Linked DNA regions of Homo sapiens: all the other regions are linked to region 1. The links are chromatin contacts, found by Hi-C or POLR2A ChIA-PET in ENCODE. All regions are on one chromosome and are shown on one strand. The core of a region is the stretch at or near the end of the contact, and the rest is flanking DNA. Distances in the headings are between cores, read along the strand shown. Region 1 holds the start of MINDY2 (MINDY lysine 48 deubiquitinase 2). Region 2 holds the start of FAM81A (family with sequence similarity 81 member A). Region 3 holds the start of MYO1E (myosin IE).

The links. Hi-C counts contacts between places; a loop is a spot of excess contacts on that map. ChIA-PET counts read pairs that join two places held with the same protein, here RNA polymerase II (POLR2A). Pooled maps may share reads with other maps.
Region 2: a loop to region 1 is called in a map of dorsolateral prefrontal cortex, with 6 times the contacts of the local background. The contact joins the promoter of FAM81A here to the promoter of MINDY2 in region 1. A Hi-C loop is called at or near these places in 3 of 168 maps with a recorded cell type or tissue (Right ventricle myocardium inferior, dorsolateral prefrontal cortex and gastrocnemius medialis) and 19 of 50 pooled maps.
Region 3: a map of gastrocnemius medialis shows a loop between it and region 1 (3-fold over the local background). The contact joins the promoter of MYO1E here to the promoter of MINDY2 in region 1. A Hi-C loop is called at or near these places in 2 of 168 maps with a recorded cell type or tissue (gastrocnemius medialis and sigmoid colon) and 8 of 50 pooled maps. POLR2A ChIA-PET finds 5 or more read pairs at or near these places in 5 of 52 experiments (GM12878, H1, HepG2 and 2 more).

The regions. Positions count from the first base shown.
Region 1 is chr15:58,769,304-58,773,451 of GRCh38, forward strand. MINDY2 (MINDY lysine 48 deubiquitinase 2) reads left to right here and starts at 1,999. Exons shown (of 9, transcript NM_001040450.3): 1 at 1,999-2,932. The coding sequence starts at 2,093. It overlaps MINDY2-DT (MINDY2 divergent transcript), which reads right to left and starts at 1,671. Exons shown (of 2, transcript NR_135474.1): 1 at 1,084-1,671. RefSeq lists an enhancer at 936-1,861 and a silencer at 1,674-1,953.
Region 2 is chr15:59,436,277-59,440,424 of GRCh38, forward strand. FAM81A (family with sequence similarity 81 member A) reads left to right here and starts at 1,910. Exons shown (of 9, transcript NM_152450.3): 1 at 1,910-2,006. RefSeq lists a silencer at 1,608-2,137.
Region 3 is chr15:59,370,561-59,374,708 of GRCh38, forward strand. MYO1E (myosin IE) reads right to left here and starts at 2,311. Exons shown (of 28, transcript NM_004998.4): 1 at 1,938-2,311. The coding sequence starts at 1,940. RefSeq lists a silencer at 1,256-1,575 and enhancers at 1,591-2,094, 2,095-2,599.

The DNA of each region.
Region 1 (4,148 bases), core at 749-3,248:
GTCCCAGCTACTTGGGAGGCTGAGGCAGGAGAATCACTTGAACCCGGGAGGTGGAGGTTGCAATGAGCTGAGATGGCGCCACTGTACTATAGCCTGGGTGACAAAGCGAGACTGCGTCTCAAGTGGGAAAAAAAAAAAAAAAAAAAAAAAAAGGGGCACAGTCTTCTGCATTCTCAGGTAAACAAGAATATAAGTATCCAACATTCATGTATTATATGTAATACATATTATGTGTGGCCGGGCATGGTGGCTCACGCCTGTAATCCTAGCACTTTGGGGGCCGAGGTGGGCAGATCACGAGGTCAGGAGATCAAGACCATCCTGGCTAACACGGTGAAACCCCGTCTCTACTAAAAATACAAAAAGTTAGCTGGGCGTGGTGGCGGGCGCCTGTAGTCCCAGCTACTCAGGAGGCTGAGGCAGGAGAATGGCGTGAACCCGGGAGGCGGAGCTTGCAGTGAGCCGAGATCGCGCCACTGCACGCCAGCCTGGGCGACAGAGCAAGACTCCGTCTCAAAAACAACAACAACAACAAATTAGCCAGGCATGGTGGCGGGCGCCTATAGTCCCAGCTACTCGGGAGGCTGAGGCAGGAGAATCGCTTGAACCCGGGAGGCGGAGGTTGCAGTGAGCCAAGATCGTGCCACTGCACTCCAGCCTGGGCGACAGAGAGAGACTCCGTTTCAAAAAAAAAAAAAAACAAAAGCAAAAACAAAAACAAAAAAACATATAAGTATGTATTAAAAAATAGCAATAAGAAAAAAAAAGACAGTAAGCTCCATGAAGATATAAGCTCCGTGATCCACTATGGCATCTCCAGTGACAGACAGCATCCAGCAACTTACTTGGTACTAAAATGTATTAAAGGAATGAATGAAATACTACTTTGCAATCTTGTCTGCCTTCTCTAACCAACAGAGGTGCAAAAATATCACATTCTAATTATGTATCAGGTATTTATATGTCTGCGAAGGAAGACCTGTCTCGTTAATTTTTTATCCCCAACAGCCTAGAAAATGTTGAAAGAAAAAAGATGGGGGAAAAAGCCCTTTTCTGTAACAAGTTAGAATAGGACCCACATACATTTTGTTACTAACAAAACGTCCAGCTTGTCTTTCTTCTTTGAAAACTGCATGGCCTTAAGAGGAGTCCATTCTAATTAGGAAAAAAGTCACCTTTTCAGAAGCAGGCGCTTCCCACTCCATGCAAAGTGAAGCCAAGTTAGCAAAACCGCAAAGACTTGGCTAATTCAAATACAAGCTAATTTATTATTATTGGCGCAAATTAGCCACTTTCTTTTGCTACGCATGTCAATGTCCACAATCATACCGACCCTTTCCTGTAGGGCGAATGTCTCACCAGTAGCTGGTGAGAAGCACAGCTCTTCTCAGCCAAAACCGACAGAGACTGGAATTTGTGCAGTGCAGTAATCCAAAGCCGTCGAGTAGATATGCCTGCTTTAAAATCTGCATCTCGTAAGAAATGCCTTAATTTTCCATATTAGGAGCTGAGAAACCAAGTCCCCTGAGCCCTTCAGGGACAAGTTCTTTTCCAAATACTACAACCACCTCCAACCACCCAACAATGCCTCAGGCCGAGGGTGGGCCACACGCGACCCAGCGCTAAAGGGTCACAGCCAAGCTGTCCGCCTCCTGCCTTCCCTTTAAAGAAGCCGCACACAAGGGAGCTGCCCGGGAGTTCAACTTCCGGCCACATAGTGAGAGGATGTTTTCCTACTGGAGCTGAGCCGCGGGGGCGCGCCCCCCGGCCGCGCCCTCCTAGCCACGCCCTCCACGCCCGGCCTTCCGAGAGCGAGCTCGGTCGGACGCACGGAAAGGGCTGGGCCACGTGGGCGGCTGCTGAGTGGTTCGCCTTCGCCTCTCAGCGCGCAGTCAGGCGGAGGCAAGCTCAGAGCGCACGGACAGAGCGGTAGCGCGCGCCCGCGCGCGTTCTTAGTACTCTCCCCGGTGACGTGCCTGACCGAGGCCGCGCCAGGGCGCTGTTGCTGCCAATACAGCTGTCATGGCGTCCAAGGCGCTGGCTGCGGAGAAGTGGCCGCGGTCTCCATAGAGCTGGGGGCGGGCGGCCCGGTATGGAGAGCAGCCCCGAGAGCCTGCAGCCGCTAGAACACGGGGTGGCGGCCGGGCCAGCGTCAGGGACAGGTTCTTCGCAGGAAGGGCTACAGGAGACCAGGCTCGCCGCTGGTGATGGTCCTGGGGTATGGGCGGCGGAGACCAGCGGCGGGAATGGGCTGGGGGCGGCGGCCGCCAGGAGGAGCCTCCCGGACTCGGCTTCTCCCGCGGGCTCTCCTGAGGTTCCCGGACCCTGCAGCTCCTCCGCGGGTTTGGACTTGAAGGACAGTGGTTTGGAGAGTCCTGCTGCCGCCGAGGCGCCTCTGAGAGGGCAGTACAAGGTGACCGCCTCCCCGGAGACAGCCGTGGCCGGAGTGGGTCATGAGTTGGGTACCGCCGGAGACGCGGGAGCCCGCCCGGATCTCGCCGGCACCTGCCAAGCAGAACTGACCGCCGCCGGCTCCGAAGAGCCCAGCAGCGCCGGCGGCCTCAGCAGCAGTTGCAGCGACCCGAGCCCTCCTGGGGAATCTCCGAGCCTGGACTCTCTGGAGTCGTTCTCTAACCTGCATTCTTTTCCCAGTAGCTGCGAGTTCAATAGTGAGGAGGGAGCGGAGAACAGGGTCCCTGAGGAGGAGGAGGGCGCGGCGGTGTTGCCCGGGGCTGTTCCTCTGTGCAAGGAGGAGGAGGGGGAGGAGACCGCTCAGGTGCTGGCGGCCTCCAAGGAACGCTTCCCGGGACAATCTGTGTATCACATCAAGTGGATCCAGTGGAAGGAAGAGAACACACCCATCATCACCCAGAATGAGAACGGACCCTGCCCCTTGCTGGCCATCCTCAATGTTTTGCTCCTGGCCTGGAAGGTACATTCTGCAGCTTTCTACTTCCTACAGCTTTTGGGGTGGAGGAAAACGGGGTGAGGGAGCTGCTGCATGTCAGGTGATGGCTTCCTTTCTTTCCTCATTCATCAGTCCCCTTCTTACATGAAATTCATTCCAAGACTTCCATGTTGAAGGAATATTCCTTTATACATATATCGAAAAGAATTGCCCCTAACCTCAGTCTTCTCTTGTAGTGTTTAAGAGTTCAACATTCAATTGTGGTTGATACACTTAGAAACAAGAAGGACTTAGAGCATCTTAAATCTTATGATTATTTTAAACTATAATTTCCTACATTTTCTTACTGACCTTATCACATATGCAAAAAAGTGAAGAATTGGAGAAAGTAATCTTCAGAAGTTACCATCAATCCGTGATATCATGGACTAAGTTTTCATGGTTATATTTAGTTTGATTTCCAACTAATGCCCCATTTGTGTGTAGATACTTAAGAGAATGGTGATGGGGAAGATGTGGCTCTTTAGACAAATTCCATTTAAGGAAAAGCATTGGTCTGAGACCCAATTACCGTAACTTCTTGGTTTTCAAAGATTGTTTTCATTTTATGCATGATTTTTACTTGCCTCATTTCTTTGGCTCTCCTTAAATGGTTTGGCATTATTACCAGTAACCATGCATCCGAATGTGTTAAGGGAGCTAAAACTCTAAAGAACTAAAATAAGAAAAGGTATGTCTAAGGTGAAGGAGCAAAAAAGGGAAAGACCCTTAAAAATAGGTATGTTGAGGACTCAGAGCGAGTTACCTGTCAAATGAAGTGTCTCATTTAAGCTTGCAGTGTTAGGGTGCTGAGAAGATGCATCTCACAGCACCTATTTTATTTTCAAATTGATAATTATATCTGTAGATGCAATGTTTCCTAGGAAAAAAAAACAAAACAAACTGGGTGTGGTGGTGTGCGCCTGTAATCCCAGCTACTCCGTAAGCTCAGCTACTCTGGAGGCTGACACAAGACAATCGCTTGAGCCCAGAAGTTTGAGACCAGCCTGGGCAATACAGTGAGACCCTATATTAAAAGAAAAAGAAAAATAACCTGGATTCTTCTAAACACTTAGGTAGAAAATCAAGTAAAGGGAATAGTGTTTATCAAACATGCCTTTATCTTCCTGTCGCTAGCAAGGACTGATAGAAAAGAAATAAAATTAGAAACCTTGCCATTGTCTGGTGCATAATGGCACTG
Region 2 (4,148 bases), core at 660-3,159, 670 kb after region 1:
AGTAAGAAGGCACTTCCTCTGTTTTATAGGTGTTCCATTCTGAGGAATATTAGGATCTACTATCACTCTCCTAGGAAGCCAGGAAGGGGTGCCTTGAGGCTCTGGCACCTCAAGTAGTAGAGGGAGTAGGGTCAGTATTGGGGTGGGCGGGGAAAGGGTAGAGTAATAAGAAGAGGAAGAAACAAGACAGAGGGGACGTTATGTGTCCATCTGAGATGCTCTCCATATGCACTGAAAGGCACCCCGATGGAGACAGGCAAGAAATATTTTGAACCTTTTTCTAGACTCTTGGTGATGGACTCTAGGTTTGAATGGGTACTTTCTGCTAACACATGCACACCTTTCCAGATGTTGTGGCCAGTTACAGCCAGAAGGTCACTGGGAAGCAGAGTGACAGTGTCATCACCATGACATAGGATCCAATTCAATATGTATTTACCTAGTACATACCATGCACCAGGCAGTGGGAATCTAACCGAGAAAGGAAAGAATAATCATTGAGCTTTTGCAGCACTAAAGAGATGCTGTTATACCAGATCTACACATCACAAGACTCAAGGCCATTACTCTCCTGGTCACAACGGCAGTGTTAACATGTGTCTGTGATTATTTGATGAATGCTCGTCAGGCTCTAAGCTCTGTGGGATCAGAAAGTGATGTGTCTCTTTTTCATCTTCACCATTGTGTCTCAGGGCTAAGCATAGTTTCTAGCACTTGGCAGCCATCCAATAGATACTGTTGGCTGAATGAATGTTACAGATGCGTTAGCGCTTTGTGGAAGTTATTAGCCCGTTTTACTGGTGAGGAAACAGTCGCAGAATACCCACAAATATTTCAAAGATCACACACAAATAACAGTCCTTAATACTAATAGCCCCTAAATAATAATGCTGCCGGAGAGAGAATTCCAAAACCGCTCAGCCGAATCCACAGTTCGGGCTCTTCTACCATGTCGGGCTCCTTCCCCTGGGTTGGAAGGGCTCAGGCTGGGGCGGGGTGGGGGAGACAGACAGGAGCCCCTGTGCTGGGTAAGTACCAGTATCTGCGAAGGAGGCACGAACCAGATGAGGCAAAGGTCGTGTCCCCCGCAACTCCGCTGAAATCCTGCCCACCGAGAGGAAGCACAATTATGAGTGAATGGGCTTGTGCGTCCTGATGAGAATCCAAAATCGAGAGGAAGGTGGAAAGAGCCAGGACGCGCTGGGAGGGGATGAAGCTGACGGGAGAAGAAAGGGCTGGGAAGAGGAGGGGTGTTCGGGGTTCTTCTTCTCGTCGTGTCTGCTGCGATGAGACACGATCCTGGGTCCCAACTGCAGGTGTCAAGGCGATTCAGTAAATGACACATGGCAGCCCCGGAGGGTTCGTTCACCTGCACAGGTGGGGCGTCACCGTGGCCTAATCAAATAACTTCTCCCCAATTTGAGGTGGGGCGGGGGAGAGAACTATTTTTGTGGGAAAGCGGTTTAGTAAATAAGGTATATTGGGGCTCTAGAGAGAATTGCAGTGCCACCACCATGGCTATGATCTCCGTCAGGCACCATTTCAACACCTCTCCAAATCAACCATCCCTACAACAGGATTTATTTTCCAATGAGCGAAATCCCCGCCCGCCAACTCCAAGGCGCTTGGATGCGAGCTCTGTGGGAAACAGCAGCGACGAGCAGAGGCTATTTTGGGTGTGGGAACGAGGAGGGAGGAGGGGCGGCGCCGCCAGGCTGGGCGCGGGTGCGCGGGGAAAGCCTCCAGCTCGGGCTGCCACGGCAACCGCGTCCAGGCAACGCGCCCGGAAGCGGCTCCGGCGGCGCGCGGCGGCTCGCGCCCCCCGGGAGCCGCGAACCCGGCCGGGCCGCGCGCCGGGCCAGGCGGCAGGCGCGCGCTGATTGGACGGCGCTCCCCGCGGCGCGGGCCCGCAGCCGGGCGCCCTGCTCAGCCAGCGCCAGCGGCCGCCGCACCCAGCCGCGCCGGCGAGGACATGGGCAGCCGCGGCGCGCCCACCCCCCGCGCCGGTGAGTGCCGCGCTCTGGGAACCCCGGCCGGGCGGCCTCTGGGGCTGGGCGGCGGGAGCTCTCTGGGACGGCCGGTGACCTTGGGGCAGCCTCTCAGGAGATAGGCGTGGGGTAGAGAGAGCTGCGCGTGGCCCATGTGACATGCCGCGGGCGAGAGGGTTAACTGCATGTGACGCGAAGGGCTGAAGTTGGGCACAGAGCGCAACTGGCGTTGCATTTTCGCGGGGGCTGCATGCTAGCGAACCAACCGACGCCCGGAGGGACTGTTTGGGGGAGCTGGGGTGGTGCACGGATTGCCAGGGGTAAAGGCGAGTCAGCCGACCCACTACTCAGAGTGAGTGACCTTGGGTAGGTTAACCATCTGCTCTTCCGCCCCTTCGCTTTTTCTCATCTTTCAAACGAGAGGCTAGGGGGTCTTTGCAGTTCCAGAATGCTGTTGTGCCATCCTACTGCGAGCTGAGAAAGAGCCCTAAAGTACGGTTCTGCAGGTACCGGAGATGCAAAGCTTAACCATGTTTATTCTAGGAGGGGTTTCCATTAATTGGCTCCTAAAGTGGTAAGAAATGTTATCGTTGTCTGGAAGATTATGGAGCAAGCAGTCGGTGGTCCGGAGAATGGCTTCTTAAGATGCACAGGTTAAAACCTCTTTGGTGCCCTAAAGACATGAACAAAATCAGGATTAATGCTCCTAAGTTCTTCTTTCCTGTAGTTAATCTAATAGGAAACTTTGTATTTGAACAGGTAAAATCAAAACCCAATCGTGGCAGGCAGCAGCAAATTAAGTGAGTCATTTCTTCAATGTGCACGAGGTTTATGTGTGTGTGTGCGCGCGTGTGTGTGTGTGCGTGTGTGCGCGTGCGCTCTCGTCCTCAGCTCAAAGTCTGCGTACGGCAGTGTTGGAAATTATTTCATAGGAGTAACCAGAAATAATGCTAGAATGATTCGAATCCACAAAAGTGCAGCTCTCTCAGAAGCAAGGGCAAACATTTGCAACTTGCTTTTAAAATAAGAGGTTTGTAGAGTAAATATATTCTTTATTGAGAACCATCCCCAGATTTGCACATTGTATCTGCCTTCTGGGCCCTGTCACTGAATGCGCGTGTGTGTATGTGTGTGTGTGTGTGTTGGGGGGGGCGGGTTCCTTGGCACTTATAATATTTTTAGCGTTGACTGGTACTAAAAAGGACACTTAGGCCCCCTTCCATATCCACTGTCTATAAACTTCCCTCTTCCACGGAGGGGAATGGAGGACGTACCCTCTCACAGGTACCCCTGGTTGCCCCTTCTGACTTTCTACTTAAAGCTACCCTTGATTTTCATTCGAATCTGATTTCATCTGTATAAGAACGTGGGTTGGGAAGACACAGTTTCCAATGCTAATGAATAAGCTTCTGCAAGCTTGTTTACCTGAGGGCTTAATAACCTTTAATGTGTTACATGTTAGAAATCTGATAGCATACGGATAGAAAAATACTTAGTGTCCAGGAATTCAACCATGAAGCCCTACCAACCATTTAATGAGCCACACTACATGGTGCTTGGAAACGTTATTAGCGCATTATTCAGCCTCCTCTCTCTGCAGGCCACTAGGCTGTGTCACTCCGACCTGGCTTTAAATGTCTTGTTTCTTGTATCCTGCAGCCACACTCTTGCATTTTCATTTTTTATGTAGCTGAACCCACCTTCTCTCCCGAGCACCAGAGCCTGAGTGAACAACTTGCCGCAGAAGAGCCTTCTCTAGTGTCCTCCACCGTCTCACCAGAGTAGGGATGCTCTTCCGCTTCTCCTTAGTGCTGCCTCCAAACCAATGCACCATCACCAACCAAGTCTCCTCTCGGAAGGTAGTGCTATCTGCTTGTGCCCCTACCCTCCTTCTTATCTTCTGGTCCAGTGCTTCCCAAACCTGGGGGCTCCTCAGAATCACCTGGGACATTTTGAAAAACTTGGTCTTTAGACTCTCTCAGATATACCAAATTAGAATCATTGGGGGCTGGGGCAGGGTGGGGGAGTAAGACCTAAAAATCCCTACTTTAAAAACAAACCCCAAAAGGAGGAGCAGCAGGAGACGATGAAGAGAAGGAACAGAACTCTCTGGGCAATTCTGATGTACACCCAGGTACAGTGGGGATCTCTTCACTTGAT
Region 3 (4,148 bases), core at 1,061-3,560, 600 kb after region 1:
CAGGGAGCCCATCAATAGGGAAGTCACACACTGTCCTCAGATAGAACCACCTCTTCCCTACAGCATGCCTTCTTCGCATGCATTTGACCAACCCTCTACTTCATCTGCAATGGGGCTGAATTAAGCATGGTATCACAGGTTTCGGAAAAGGCAACCTAGAGTATATTTCAGTCCATTCAGCATGAAAAATGAGTTTAACTGAGGGGAAGTTAATTTCCTCAAGGTACCACTCAAGTACTTAAATTCAGTAAGATTCTTTAAGTTCTTGACATAAACACATTGATTTTTTTAAGAAATATTGACCCACGGAAAATGATTACAGCAATTCTCAAGTACCAGGACTATCACACTGCTTCAAGGGACCAGGTGCCCAGTGAGGTAGCTTCACCCAAACACATGCCCAATGGGAATGGTTCTCTGCTGGGGTGAGGGAAGGGGTCCAAAAGTAACGTAGAGTAGACTGACTTCTTAAACCTTAAAACTAGAAGAGGAAATGTATAGACAAAGTGTTCTCTTAGATGGGGCAAAAGTGACTTAATTTTGGACTATGTAAAAAGAAAAGGCTTTGGCCGAGGATGCCTTGAAAGGTTTCTCGTTGATGTTTGTTTGTAATCATTCTTTGGAATAAACAGCACGGGGCAAGGGGGCTTCTGAGCTTTGTGTGCAGGTTTCGATGGGCCTCTGCTGCACTTCCCTCAGGCTGCTCACCGGGATATCGATTTTTTAATTAGTGTTGTGCTGGTTATCATTTTGACTTGGCTTCTCTTCCACAGCCATTAGAAAACAACAGCAAACCAGAAGAGGACGAGATAATCCACCTAAGCAGGACTACTTGAAAAGAAGCAAGTGTGGAAACTATGAAGCCTTGTAATAGATTTTTTTTTTTTTGATGAACTGCCGATCTCTTCAAAATAGAGTCCTTGCTTTCGTGCCCCGCAAAGAAAAGTACACCACGCCAAAGCCCAAGGGAGGTGGCTAAGGTTATACAGGGAGGGAGGGGAGTGTAGCTGGACTGGGGAGTTGGAATAGCAGAAAAGTCACAAGTCAAAGAGGCGGCCCCTTCCACACATTCCCAAAGTGCCAAAGGGAAAACAGCAACAAACTCGAAACTCGCGAGGGCGTCTTCCCGTGCGAAGCGTCCCCTGGATCCCCGAAAAGCCCCGATCCCCTCGCGCTTGGGAAGGGGTGGGGTCCTCTTCAGGAGGTGTTTACTTGGCGTCCGGGGCGCGGAGACCCTCGGGGCCGGCGCCCGGCACAGGTCCGGGGCGGCGTGGTTGCCGCCCGCGCCCGAGTCTCCCTGGCTCTTGACAGCCCGCCGGCCGCCAGGTGCTCGCCCTACCTGGCGCCCCCGCCTGCCTTTGTGCGGCCCGCGCCGCCCCTCGCCAAGGCGGGCCAGGGACCGCCCCCGCCCGCGTGCCGCTGCCAGGCGGGACAGCTGCGGGCGCTGCCGGGCAGCGGAGCGGCGGCGGGGAGGAGAGGGAGTCGGCGCGAGGGTGCCCGGGGCGGGGCGGGCACGGCCGCGGGGAGGGCAGGGGACGCCGCCAGCGGCTGCGGCGCGAGTCTCCGAGCACCTCCCCTGCCGGCTGCGCCCCCCACGTCCCAGCAGGAGGAGGGGACCCCCTCCCGCGCCGTGCCCCTCGCAGCCGATGCGCCCACACCCTGGCTTCCGACAGCTGGCAGCCATAGCAACCCGGCCACAGAAAGTTTCGCGACGCAGAAACCGACTTGGAATAAAGTTTTCCTTGGCCCCTCGCTCGCTCTCCCCCGGCCCGGGTTTACGGAAAGCGGCAGGAAATCAGAGCTCGCGACGTGCCGGCTCCCGCGTCCACCTTCTCCACCCCTGGCCCCGGCAGCGCGCCCAAGGTGGGTGCACCACGCCGGGGTTTCCTGCCCCGTCCCCGGGTCCGGCGTCCTAGGACGCGGCGCGGCCAACTCACCATGGTGACTCGCGCCGCGGTCGCGTCTTCGCCGGGTCCCGCTGCCGGGGAACTGGGGCTGGAACGCAGTCTTCTGGGCGAACTTCAAAAGTTGGTTCCCCTCGCCAAAAACAGGCTCCCGACACCCAAGCACTCACAGGAGCCAATGGGAACCCAGAGGGGACTCCATCCAGGCGGGATTGGCGGTGCTAGGTGAGGGCGAGACGGCGGCGACTTAGCAGGCGGGGCGCATGCTGCGGAGGGCAAGAGTCCACTCGTACTCGCCGGTCGCCGCCGGCCCAGGTGAGTCCGATGCGCTCGGAGCGTCCGCCTCGCTCCCCTGCCTCACTCCTCTTTCTTCGGCCACTTAATCCGTACTCCTCTGGCTGAGTCTCGGCTCGGGCCGGGCAATCTGTCCATAAATGGAGAACTCAGCTCAGGCCTGACCAATCAGGGTTTGTTTTCGTAGCGTCACTCCTCAGGGAAACCGTAGTAGCCAACAAGCTTGGAGCTGCTGGAGTTTCCAAAGATCTCTGGATCCTGTAGTCCTCCTCCCGCGCCAGCCACCGAAGAACGCTGCGGACCCAGCTCGCTCCTGGTAGCAAGACCCGAACTGTAAGGAACAAAACCCTCGTGAAAGAGGAGCAAACCTTTCACTTCGCTGCGTTTTAAGACGAAAGTTAGGGTGGGTTTCGCTTCCAAGTTGAAGGGGCATGATTTTCCCAGAACTTTTTTTTAAGAAGGAAATATTTTATCAGCATAAAACATCAGAGTCGTGGCAGCAGCCCAAAGGAAATCCTTTTTCTTTCCTACGTCTGGATTGTGAGCAAAGTCAAAAATATCATTTCCCCACCCCTCCTTTTACCTGAATTTCCTTGGAAAACAAAGGAAGACTTCCGGCTGCTTTTTCTTTTCTTTTTTCTGTTTTTCTTTTCTTTCTCTTTCCTTTCTTTCTTGTTTCTTTTTTGCACGTTTTGATGGCAGAAAAGTTGTTGCACGTGCAGTGGGCAGAGGGAAGGAGAGAGGAGAGATAGGTGGGAAGAAACCCCATCCAACCTCAGCCAACACATCTGCTGAAAACAATCAGAACTGTAAAAATGCATTATTCCAGACTGTCGAATATCCAAGGAGAAGATTGGGGTGGGGCGGGGTGGGGGGAAGCAGAATCTTAAAATCAAGGTAGGGAGTTTGATTTTATTGTTCTGGAGGCTGAGGAAGTAAATTTGGTGAGTCTTAACAGGCTGCCTTCCTGGAATCTGTAGAAGATAAAATTGGTAAACTTCAGGGCATAGAGAAACTATGAAGCATAATGATATTATGATACTTTCTGAAATTTGGTTGAGGCAGGGCGCTGTGGCTCACGCCTACAATCCCAGCACTTTGGGAGGCTGAGGTTGGTGGATCACGTGAGGTCAGGAGTTTGAGACCAGCCTGGCCACCAACACGGTGAAACCCCTTCTCTACTAAAAATACAAAAATTAGCCCGGCATGGTTATACATGCCTGTAATCTCAGCTACTCGGGAGGCTGAGGCACGAGAATCGTTTAAACAGGGGAGGCGGAGGTCGCAGGGAGCCGGGATCGTTCCACTCTACTCCAGCCTGGGCGACAGAGCAAGATTCTGTCAAAAAAAAAAAGAAGGAAAGAAAGAAAGAGAGAGAGAGAGAAGAAAGGAAGAAAGGAAAAAGAAATTTGGTTGTAGCTCTTCACTTGACTATCTGAGCATAGAGTTAGAAAGGGTATTAAACTTTATCTTGTCTAAAAGGGTAAACAAAATGTTACAACATGGATGAATCTCGAAAATATCGTGTTAAGCCAGGAGCAAAAGACCACATATTATATAATTCCATTTAAATGAAAGTTGAGGATAGGGAAATCTATAGAGATAAAAAGTAGGTTAGTGGTTTGCTAGGGGCTGGGGGAGAGGGGAGATGGAAGTAATTGCTAACAGGTATGCATTTTCCTATTGAAGTGATGAAAATATTCTGGAATTAGTGGTGATGATTGTACAAGTTTATGAATATACTAAAAACCACTGTGTTATGCTTTTTAAATGGGTGAGTCTTATGGTACGTTCATTATATCTCACTTTTAAAAGTTGAAAGAAAATCATATTGTCCAAATTCTTGTAGTAATCATTTACATAGTTTGGCAACAATATAATCGAATGTGTGTTATAAGACAGCACAGCTAAACACTGGAGCTACAACTGGTCCCTGCCCTCACTGAGCTT